Regions from separate parts of the Homo sapiens genome. Here region 2 is linked to region 1. The links are chromatin contacts, found by Hi-C or POLR2A ChIA-PET in ENCODE. All regions are on one chromosome and are shown on one strand. Each heading gives the region's core, a stretch centred on a gene start or an enhancer-like site at or near the end of the contact. The rest is flanking DNA. Distances are from core to core; before and after follow the strand shown.

Region 1 (5,945 bases), core at 2,378-4,877:
GTTTCAACGTTTATTCTTTAAAATGTATTTTCATATATTATTTACTTTCAACTGTGATGCTATTTTGTGCAAATATTAAATAGTTGAACTGTTGACACAGTATCAGGATAGTCTTTTAAAATACCTAAAATCTTTCTAATATTCAGAGAATTAGGAACAGTTTATGAAGCTCACACAGTATTTGAATAAGTTCTTGGATGTAGAGAAATAATTTGATTATTTGTCAGATGTAGAGTTTATCTGGGTATTTCAATGTTAAATCACAATCCCAAACCATATGAAAGCTCTCTCTGTAACAAGTTATATTCTCAGCTGGATACAGAATGGGTAGATCAACTACTTCTTTCTTTTTTTTATTTTTTTTTGGATCAACTATTTCTTATTTTGCATTTTTAGAGGAATAGTGATCTGCATATTCTTTTTTTTTTCTGATCAACTAAATTCAGCCATTAGCTTAATTACTTTTTGTTTTTAACCTGTGGTTAGTAGTGTCTTTTGGTCTTAAATTACAATGGATGTTGCCTATAAGGAGTAATTTCTATCAGTGAAAATTGGGCATTAAAAGGGATGATGCATAAGTTGGCCCTTACATCTCTTTCATTAAAAGCAGCCCTATAAATCGCCATAAGGCTGGTTTGAAGTTTTAATTATTTGAATGACGTGGGCTTGTTAGTTTGTTAGTAATATCCCAGTGTTCTCAGCAGAGTAGAGGAGTTTTAATAATACCACACCATGTTTTTCATCCCTTTTATCTCAAGTTCCTTTCTATCACAATTTTAGGTTACAAACTAAAGCTATAATTTATAAAAGGGACTTCCCAAAACCTATTTATTGTCTCATGAGTATATTTTGGGGGAATGTCAAATTTTTATTCAGCTATTTATCTGATAATACATTGATGAGCATTTCAGAACATTGATACTTTAGGATTTAATATTTCTTCTTCAGCAGTAAAGTTTTTTAAAAAGTACAGCTTCTTTGTTGATTTCCCAAAAGTAAGCCCCATTTTCAACAAGAGGGGAAAAGCAAGCATTAAAATGTGGATGTGATTATTGTAATACACAGTTTTATAGTTTGTGAGCAGTAAACCAATCATCTCTATCCCATCTTTCTGTCTTCTGATGTATAAATCCTGGAATCTGGCAATTCTAGCTTAGAAAAACCCATAGTGTGCTTTTGACTTTGAAGCTTTAAAAATTGTGTTATATGCCATTAAAAAAAGTAATTCCATGATTCCACTAGAGTATAAGGTCCATGAGGTGAGGAATTTTTGTCTGCTTTGTTCTCTGCTTTCTATTTAATGTGTAGAATAGTGCCTGGTACATACTAGGCACTCAATCAATATTTTAAAAATAATTGCATAAATTCTTGCCTTTAATAGAAAAAGTAAAGTTTTTCATGTCAGTGAATTAATTTTTATGTTATTCAGAAAGCAGAGTCTGTCGCTGGGAAGAGATGATATAGTTCAGCTAAAAGAAGCCTACAAATGGATAACTCACCCCCTGTTTTCAGAGGAACTGGGTGTTCCCATTGATGGAAAGGTATTGGGTCAACAGCATTGTTAATTTTATTCTCTGATTTTACTAGTTTTACTTAATTATATGGCAGGGTTTTGGTTAGCCAAAAAAACTTCTTTTTAAATAATCCAGTGAAGGATTTTTTAAGCTTTTAAAATGTTAAATTCTGATAGTCTTAAATTGAAGTCAAAGCATTTCTTTTTTTCTTTTTCCCTTAGACTTCTTTATGATCTAAGACACTTATGAAGGTACCAGGTGCCCTAATTGACCTTAAAAGGTTAGAAATGAATCTTTGCCTTGATGCAAAGCATCAGACTTGATGCAAAGCAACATATAAATAACTGCAAGCAAATATAGAGTCAACTCTGGACTATTTAATTTTGGTTTATCTGTGGCTAATCTTGTTTTCAAATGCATGGACAGAACCTATTCAACTACAATGAGTATGGGCTCAATCCTACCTTGTTGGTATCTCAAATCCCCCTGTTTACTTTTAGGCAGTAACTGCCTTTGAAAACAGAACATTTCCCTTTTCCAGAGCAGACCTTACCTCAGTCTCTGAAATGGGTTGACTTTCAGGGAAGACTCAACAGGCTTCCAGGTGTGAAAACAGGAAGGTCATCTTAAATTAGATTTTAATATTATGGCCTCATTGCTTCATCATTTTGCTAGAAGGAAATTCCCTGAATATCAGATACACCCCTATTCAAATAAAATCACAAAACCATCTACTAAAGCTAAACAGTTTTTCAAAACCATTCTGAATTATGCAGTAATATTTCCTTCTGTAAGAATATGCTCTGTTCTGTAAACCGAGTATTGAGAGAATAGAGAATAAAACCACTTCACAGATAGCATGAAGAGGAAATGAGGTAATGAAAGTATTTTGGAAGTTAGAGAAGTCATTAATGCAAAATATTTTTACCTCAAATTTCAGTTTTGAAGCACAAATAATTTTACATGTTGTATCAGTGAGAACAGAAAATAGAAAACAAAAGATGTGGGTTGAGTGAAGTTTCCCTGAATAAAAGGAATGCGTTGTTCATTTTAATTATTGTATAGATTAGAATAAGGAGCGAGAAAAAAAAAGCTATTCATTATTGTGATTCTAGAGTAGCTAATAGGTCTACTAACTATCCAATGAACTCAGTAAATATAAAGACAAAATTGCAACATAGTATGGCATTTTTAGCTATTCCTGCCCCTGACCCCTCCCCGATATGGAATTTTGTATATTCTCCATGGAGGTAAAAGTATAAAATCATGCTTTTTTTGGTGTACAAGGATGTTCATTATAGCATTTTTTTTTTGTTACAGAAAAATTTTCTACAGCTTAAATGTCTGACAGTCCCTAGAGTTGAAAAGATTTCCATGATATAATATTAAAGCAATTTTCCAAAAGCATGTCTTAAAAAATAATACATATACATTTATATTCACAAAAATGCCTAGAAAGAAACATCAAATTGTTAATGGTTCTGCTTCAGTGGCGTGGGATTGAAAAACTGTCTTGTATTTGATCATTTTATAATTTATGTGTATAATTTTTGTAATAAAACAAAAAAAATTAAGATCTGGTTTTAAAACTCAAATCCATTAAGACGTTTGAGCACTTTAAAAAGAAGCTTCATATGGTTTTTAGGGATCTGAATAGTATGTTTTTTGCCTTGCTAATAATTCAAATCATAGTATTGGCAGAATAATTCTTCATTTCTCTCTGTTATTATTTATTTTCAATTCTGTAAATTCTCATTCATCTTTATACCTAATTTACACATTTGTCCAAAAAGTATACACATTTATTTTAAAACTTTTTTGGTAGGATCACTAATGACTGAGTTTTAGAAGTTAAAAAAAAAAACAAAACTATTTCCTTTACAGCTGCCCTGATAACAAGTTGATTTGAGAGCAGTAGTATTTCCAGTTTTTCTGGTCATTCTTTTCTGAGCCAATCTTTGAGAATTAATTTCTATTTCCATTAATAAGTTGTTAGATGTTAGTTTCCTTTTGCTCATTTTTAAACTGTCTTTATAATTTTTAGAGCTTGTTTGAAGTGAGTGTGGTCTTTGCTCACCCAGAAACAGTTGAGGATTGCCACTTCCTGTAAGTTGCCATGTAAACAACGTCAATGGTGTAAAATTGTTAATGCTGTTTGGTTTTCATGAAAATAGTATTGCTTCTCTTCCTAATAAGAAAGAGAAGAACTTGTTATGTCTTAGTAGGTTTAAAATGTGCCCTCAAAAAAATAAAATGTGTCCTTGAACATAGTTCCTGGGCAAACCGATATAGCTCATACAGGGACTCATTTTGTCTGCTCCTGATGTCCTGAGTTTAGCAGCCATTTTGTATGAAATATATTTGAATTATATCTACCCCAAAATAAACTCATTAACCTTTTATATTAACTTGAATTTTATTTTAGAGCTGCGATATGCCCAGATTGTTTTAAGCCAGCCAAAAACAAACAGGTAAGGAAAGGTTCCCGCTTCTTAGTCTTGAGTGAGTTTTGTCTGAGCTGAATATTCAAATTTCCAACAAAAAGGATATGCATCAGAAACATGGCAACTCTATTATACTAAGAATCAGCTTTTAAATATTTCCATTTGCTACATTAATTTTTGTTTTTCAACTTTTTCAACCTTCACCTCTGGCTAGGAAGTTGTAGCACACAAACATCCTCATGTTTGTGTAGTGTCTAGATTGTTCCCCTGACGATGTTAAATTTAGAATCAGTGTTTCAGTGATGTTACTATTACTCATTAAATTCGACGTTTAGATTTTAATCCCTCAAATTACATCATCTGAGAAAATCAATGGTAAGTATCAGTAGCATTCCAAACTTTCAGCTAATATCCATTTTCCAGAAATCAATGTTTAGAATATATAATTCAAAGTAAGTTGTTTTATTTAGGACAGTCCTGAATTAACATGTCCTCTTTCTGGCTACATTTGCAAAAAGGGCATTTTTATTCAAACTCTTCTTTATCATCTTAATGTTAGCTAATCTTCATGTTAACGGACAAGTTAGTTAACATACACTCTTAGCTCGTATCATGTCAGGATAGAATGATGTGGTGCGATATTGGTCATCTTTCATGCATCAGTTTCGTAGGTGGTTTGGTACGTAGACTTAGGCATTCCTACAGTTTTACTGACATTCATTTTGTTGTTGTGATTGTTAAAAAGAACATAAGCTCATTGTCAAATGTACATCTGTTGGTTTTGCCTCTTGCTTTGACTAATTGCTGGGCCTTTTAGAACTGGGGGAAAGAAGTTTGTAACATTTGCCTAATGCCCTGTGCAGAAATAATTAGAAATGCAGACCAAGCCGAAAGCAGCACCTCCCTACTTTTCTTATATCATGGCACATCTAAAACATTCCATGTTTGTTCAGCACCCTGAGCTTAACAGGATGGAGTTGCTTCAGATTGGTAGCAACAGGCCTGGGGTTTCCACTGTCTGAGGCCCTGCCCAGCAACCCTTCTGAACTAAAGAGATCAACATCTTGGCACAACCATAGTCCACTGCTTTGCTATGCCAGTTGGGAAGCTCTGCCCAAATAACCTGTAAGATGTATCTACATTGAAGACCTAGTTTTATTTTATTTACCCTTAAGGAAATATAATAATAGGCATCAAGTAATAGGATAAGGAGATTTTTGTTAAAGCATCATAGACACCACACCATTGGCCAGTGGGAGTTGTAGAGTCTGAAGTATAGTTTTCTTGCCTCATGGCTGGGAGCAAATTGAATGACTTTTTGAGATTTTTTTCAAGCCTAAGATTTCATATCTTATCAAACAGGCACTTAATTTTCAGTTGTAACCCTATGGTATCTTATAGAATGCCATAGTGTTCCCTAGAATATGGTTTTGAAAAAATTATTCCTTTGGTGATATACTGTTGAGCTGCCTACACTGTAATCCTTTTCAGTCAAATGTGATTTCTCCTAACAGAAGAACTAATTGTGATTTATCATGGTAAGCCATGTATATATGCACTAATTAGTTCTAGTGTGTCTACTGTGCAGTTTGGCTTTTCTTATCTTAAAAAATCCAAGTGGAACATTTGTTGTAGATGCCCTTCTGTTCAGTACAGTGGATTTGCTTACTCTGTGGCTGGTGAGTGAGACTGAGTTGCTAGATGCCAGGGCTGGCAGGTTGGCTCTGCTTTATCCCTTACCCTGGCAGCCAACTCCTAAATTACATACTGTGGCCTCTGAAGGGATGTAGGAAAGAAAAGGTAGCTGAATCAATCTAAATTCCTGTTGAAGTCAAGGGAAAAAAAATTAAATCACACTTCCTACAGTGTCATCATGTTTTGTATTTGAATTATACCATAATTTGAGAGAAGTGGGACAGTGTGGTGAAGAAGACCTGTTCTGCTAGATCTGCCTGTTATTATAGACAAAGACCAGATTGAAGAGAAG
Region 2 (5,945 bases), core at 2,034-4,533, 180 kb before region 1:
CCGAGATGGCACCATTGCACTCCAGCTTGGGCAACAAGAGCGAAACTCCATCTAAAAAATATATACATATATATTTTTATATATTATATATATAATACATATACATTTTTATATATTATATATAATACATATATTTAAATATATATATTCCATATATATTCCTTTCCAAAGTTAAAAACAAAACAGAAATTATGTTAAAAGGCAACCCACACTGTAATCCCAGCACTTTGTGAAGCCAAGGCAGGAGCATCAGCTGAGGTCAGGAGTTTGAGACCAGCCTGGGCAACATGGCAAAACCCCATCTCTACTAAAAATACAAAAAATTAGCCAGGCGTGGTGGCATGTGCCTGTAGTCCCAGCTACTCGGGAGGATGAGGCAGGAGAATTGCTCCAACCCAGGAGGCGGAGGTTGCAGTGAGCCAAGATCACACCACTGCACTCCAGCCTGGGCGACAGAGCAAGATTCAGTCTCAAAACAAACAAAAAACAAACAAAAAGGCAACCCACAGACTGGTAGAAAATATTTGCCACACAAATAATCTTTAAAGGATCAACGTATAGAATATTTTTAAAACGCCTATAAAAAAGGGAAAGGCAAAATAGAAAAAAGGTACTTCTCAAAGGACAAAGGACGAATGGGCAATAAATATAAGAGGCTCACCTCGCTAATTATCACAGAAATGCAAAGTGAAAACAAAATCAGGTAATATTTTATACCACAGGATTGACAAAAAAAAGTAGTCTGTCAATTCTAAGAACTGGTGAGGACATGCAGCAAGAGGAAGGTTTTCGATACTGCAGATGGAAATGGAAATTGGTAAAACACTTTGGATGAACTCTTGTTATTCCAAGAAAACTCTTTTGTGTGTAAAAACATGTAAAATAATATTATTGTCTGGGAAAAGTGGCTCACCCCTGTAATCCCAACACTTTGGGAAGCCGAGGCCCGCAGATCGCTTGAGCCTGGGCAGTGAGTTGTGATGGCGCCATTGTGCAGTCTCGGCAACAGAGAAAACCTTGTCAAAAAAAAAAAAGGAAAGGAAAGGAAAAATCTCCCATAATTTCACCTTTTTTTCTTTCTTTCTCTTTTTTTGAGAGTCTTCCTCTGTTGCCTAGGCTGGAGTGCAGTGGCAGGATCTCAGCTCACTGTAACCTCTGTCTCCTGGGCTCAACCGATCCCCCCACCTCAGCCTCCCGGGTAGTTGGGCCTACAGGCGCCCACCACCACTCCCATCTAATTTGGAGGTTTTTTGTTGTTGATGTTCTTTTTGTAGATGTGGGTTTTCACCATGCTGCCCAGGTTGGTCTCAAAACTCCTGTGCTCAAGCAATCCTCCTGTCTCAGTCTTCCAAAGTGGTGGGATTAGAGGTGTGAGCCACACACCCAGCCTCCAGTTTTTTTGTTTTTTGTTTTTTTTTTTGAGACGAAGTCTTGCTCTGTCGCCAGGCTGGAGTGCAGTGGCGCCATCTCGGCTCACTGCAACCTCCGACTCCCTGGTTCAAGCGATTCAATTCTCCTGCCTCAGCCTCCTGAGTAGCTGGGACCACAGGCATGCGCCACCACGCCAGTCTAATTTTTGTATTTTTAGTAGAGACGGGGTTTCACCACATTGGCCACGACGGTCTCCATCTCCTGACCTCGTGATCTGCCCGTCTCGGCCTCCCAAAATGCTGGGATTACAAGCATGAGCCACCGCACCTGGCCCCTTTTTTAATATTATATGTTTCTAGCTTTTTTAAAAAAAGTTATTGTAGTGTTATTTTTGTTTTTAATGAACAGCATTCAGATAATTCAATATATTATAATGAGGAATACATTGAGAAGTCTCTCACCCTATCTCAGTCCTACCCTCCATCTCATAAGAAACCATGACTATTAGTTTCTTGAGTATATTGCCAGAATTTATGTGGAAATAAGGATCATATGACTCTCATTTATCCTTTTCTACACAAAAAGCATAATTTATACACTGTTTGGCACCTGGGCTTTTTTCGCTTAGTAAGATATGCTAGAGATGGTTCCACATTAGTATGTTGGGAACTGATTCCTCACTCTTTTTCATAGCTGCATAATGTTCCATTGTGTGTATGTACTGTAGTTTATAATATCAGTCTTCTGATGGATACTCACGTAGTTTACAACCTTTTGCTATTACAATCAATAATCTCATACACATATTACTTTACATGTATGCAAGTGTATTTGGAGGCAAAATTCCCCAAAGTGGGATTGTTGGATCAAAATGCAAATATTATTCAGTGTGGTTTTGATAACCACTAAGGATTGCTGCATTCTGCTCCTACTAGCACTGTAACACTGCACCTGTTTTCCTGACACCCTCCTATATTGAGTATATTACCAAACGTTTCAATGTTCACCAATCATGATGATTTGCATTTTTATTAAAACTGAAGCTGGCCTGTAATCCTAGCACTTGGTGAAACTGAGGTGGGAGGATTGCTTGGGCTTGGGAAGTGGAGGCTGTAGTGAGCTGTGATCGTGCCACCTGTCTCAGAAAAAATAAAATACAAAACAGGCCGGGCGCGGTGGCTCACGCCTGTAATCCCAGCACTTTGGGAGTCTGAGGCAGGCCGATAACCTGAGGTCAGGAGTTCGAGACCAGCCTGGCCAACATGGTGAACCCCATCTCTACTAAAAATATAAAAATTAGCCTGGCGTGGTGGCACCTGCCTGTAATTCCAGCTACTCGGGAGGCTGAGGTGGGAGAATCACTTGAACCCGGGCAGCGGAGGGTGCAGTGAGCCGAGATTGCATTACTGCACTCCAGCTTGGGCAACACAGGACTCCATCTCAAAAAAATAAATAAATAAATAAAAAACACAAAAACATGCAGCTAAGCATCTTTTCATATATTTAAAGTCTATTTTTAACTACTATTTTTCTGTGAACTTGGTACCCCAGTACTTCGCCCATTTGTCTAATGCACTGCTGCCTGTTAATTCTTAGATATTTTAAATGAATATTTAATATATTTATATTTGGAAAAACTTATCCAAGGACAAAAGATGACGCTAAAACTCCTGTTATAAAACGAACATACCAGCCTTTCCCCCACGAGTCTGGAATCCGGCCAGAGCAGGATTTTAAGACTCTCGGACGACGTCAACATGTCCTCGGATCTGACTGCGCAGGCTCCAAATAGCTCGCCCGAACCCTAACATCTGTGTGCGCATGCTCGCTTGATTCCTAGCGGAAAGTTTGTGTGCGCATGCTCCAAGGAGCCGCGCCCCATCGGCTTCCCTAACGGAAAATCCGCTGCGCATGCTCATAAACCTGCTCTCCTAGGAGACCTGAAGGCTGCTTCCGCTAACCCGGGCTGGCGCTGCTAACCTCACCCAACGATCCCTGCTGTCGGAAAATGTCCAGAGGCACCATCCCTGCTATGAAGAGGGAATGCCAGTACAACAGCCACAAGGGGTCTTCCTGTGGCCCTCAAACAAAAAATCACTGCATTACATCAGCAGGTATTCAGCACCTGGCCCCCTCCAAACGGTGTCTAAAGCGAGTTTTAAAAATTAATGCTAGGGGCGGGACGGCGGGGGCGGAAAAAAATAAAAAATTAAATTACTTAAATTTTTTTCTCTTTTTTTAAAGAGTCGGATTCTCGCCCTGTTCCCCAGGCTGCAGTGCAGTGGCGCGATCTCGGCTCACTGCACCTCCGCCTCCCGGACTCCAGCAATTCTCCTGCCTCAGCCTCCTGAGTAGCTGGGATTACAGGCGCGCGCCACCACACCCGGCTAATTTTTTGTATTTTAGTAGAAACGGAGTTTCACCGTGTTGCCCAGGCTGGTCTCAAACTCCTGAGCTCAGGCAGTCCACCCGCCTCGGCCTCCCAAAGTGCTAGAATTACAGGCGTGAGCCACCTCACCCGGCCAAATTACATTAATATTTTATATTGAGGAGGAAGTTGGTTACAAAGGACTTTCAAAAGTGTCGGGGTTAATAATCTGCATATTTTAAAATATTCCAGGCCGGACGCGGTGGTTCATGCCTGTAATCCCAGCACTGTGGGAGGCCGAGACGGGCGGATCACGAGGTCAGCAGATCGAGACCATCCTGGCTAACACGGTGAAACCCCATCTCTCCTAAAAATACAAAAAAATTAGCTGGGCGTGGTGGCGGGCGCCTGTAGTCTCAGCTACTCGAGAGGCTGAGGCAGGAGAACGGCGTGAACCCGGGAGGCGGAGCTTGCAGTGAGCCAAGATCGCGCTACTGCACTTCAGCCTGGGCGACAGAGCGAGACTCCGTCTCTCTCTCTCTCACGCTCTCTCTCTATATATATATTCCATAGACTGCATTGGAGAGAAAGGCGCCGGGACAGAAAAGCCTGAGATAAACCACCTGTCATTCTTGGAGAAAAGGATGCTGCGGCTTTCCCGATTTGGTTGATGAGATGGAAAATCAACCCTTACAGGAAGGACATCACCAATTCCGGAAAGGATGCTGCGCCAGTCATGTTTCCGCACTCTGTGAGACGTTGAAATCTCCAGAAGTTGCCCAAGGTTTTCAAGCTGAACACAGGAGAAATGACTCTGGATCTCTGAGGACTGTTTTCCTCAATAAGGAGCTGCAATCTTGGCTCCACCACCCTCCCTCCAAAACATCTCGTGTGTCTGGTATCTGGTTATATTGTGGCCTGACAGAGAAGTTTCTTTCGGGGCCAGTGAATTAAAAAAAAAAAAAAAAAGAAAAGCGGGTCCTACCAACTCATTAATACTTTAATACTTTAAATTTCCCTCTTTATAGTAGGTTGAAATGTCAGTATCTCTTAAGAACAATGGCTGAACCAAATGTTTCCTCAAAACTCACATTTTTTCCCACCATTTCAGAAGCTGCCTCAGGACTAAGCTTTGATTTTTTTTTTTTTTTTTAATCTGGCCCAAATTCCTATCTAAGGGGCCTGGGGAGTCATGCCCAACAAACCATAAATTCTCATCAGATGAGTTTTATTTAACCCTATATATGGTGACTTGCTTTCCAGTCTGACTCTGGCATGACATGTGACAAAGAAGAAAGTCAAAATATTTTACCCCAAAACATGTTTCTTTGCCATATTTTGAAATGGTCCTGCAAAGCTGTGCTTTGTGGGGGAAAATATGCATCTGTAAAGAATCTCTATTAACACAGCTAGATCTTTTTCTTCCAGGCCCTCCCAATCCTGAAGAGACTGAGAGTCTAGCATTGTTTTAAAGGTCTGAATAGGAAACATTTGTCATCTATCATCTCTAAGGGTAGCCATTATAAGACTTCAAAAGAACCTTTTGAAGTATTATAATCTTTTATCTTAACCTGAACATGTGCTTCCTATTGATCCCAGGTCTTCAGACAATTGTGAACTCAACCATTTGTCAATTAGAAAATGTTTAAATTGGCTGGGCACAGTGTCTCATGCCTCTAATCCCAGCACTTTGGAAGACCAAGGCGGGCAGATTGCCTGACCTCAGGAGTTCGAGACCAGCCTGGGCAACATGGTGAAACCCCGTCTCTACTAAAATACAAAAATTTAGCCGGGCGTAGTGGCATGCACCTGTAGTCCCAGCTACTTGGGAAGCTGAGGAAGGAGAATTGCTTGAACCCGGCGGGCAGAGGTTGCAGTAAGCAGAGATCGTGCCACTGCACTCCAGCTTGGGCAACAAAGTGAGACTCCATCACAGAAAAAAAAAAGAAAATGTTTACCTTTACCTATAGCCTGGAAATCCCTGCTTTGAGTTGCTCCATCTTTCTGAACCAAACCAATGTTATTTCTTAAACGTATTTCATTGATGTCTCATGCCTCCCTAAAATGTATAAAACCAAGCTGTGCCCCGAACACCTTGGGCACATGTTCTCAGGACCTCCTGAGGGCCGTGTCACGGGTCATAATCACTCATATTTGGCTCAGAATAAATCTCTTCAAACATTTTACAGAGTTGACTCTTAGTCAA

The links. Hi-C counts contacts between places; a loop is a spot of excess contacts on that map. ChIA-PET counts read pairs that join two places held with the same protein, here RNA polymerase II (POLR2A). Pooled maps may share reads with other maps.
Region 2: a loop to region 1 is called in a pooled map, with 2.9 times the contacts of the local background. The contact joins the promoter of C2orf74-DT here to the enhancer-like site in region 1. A Hi-C loop is called at or near these places in 2 of 50 pooled maps. POLR2A ChIA-PET finds 5 or more read pairs at or near these places in 7 of 52 experiments (AG04450, BJ, GM12878 and 4 more).

The regions. Positions count from the first base shown.
Region 1 is chr2:60,963,098-60,969,042 of GRCh38, reverse strand. PUS10 (pseudouridine synthase 10) reads left to right here. Exons shown (of 18, transcript NM_144709.4): 6 at 1,430-1,541; 7 at 3,559-3,620; 8 at 3,940-3,985. Among named protein-coding and RNA genes, the nearest start is that of PEX13, 52 kb to the left of the region's middle. Within about 2 kb of position 3,627, at least 6 of the 41 ENCODE cell types and tissues checked have a DNase peak (open chromatin) inside an H3K27ac peak, as active enhancers do; they include GM12878 and OCI-LY7, where a contact is called at or near this core.
Region 2 is chr2:61,142,313-61,148,257 of GRCh38, reverse strand. It overlaps C2orf74-DT (C2orf74 divergent transcript), which reads left to right and starts at 3,283. Exons shown (of 2, transcript NR_036496.1): 1 at 3,283-3,485; 2 at 4,313-5,945. It also overlaps a transcript of C2orf74 not described here. RefSeq lists enhancers at 3,105-3,454, 3,149-4,070.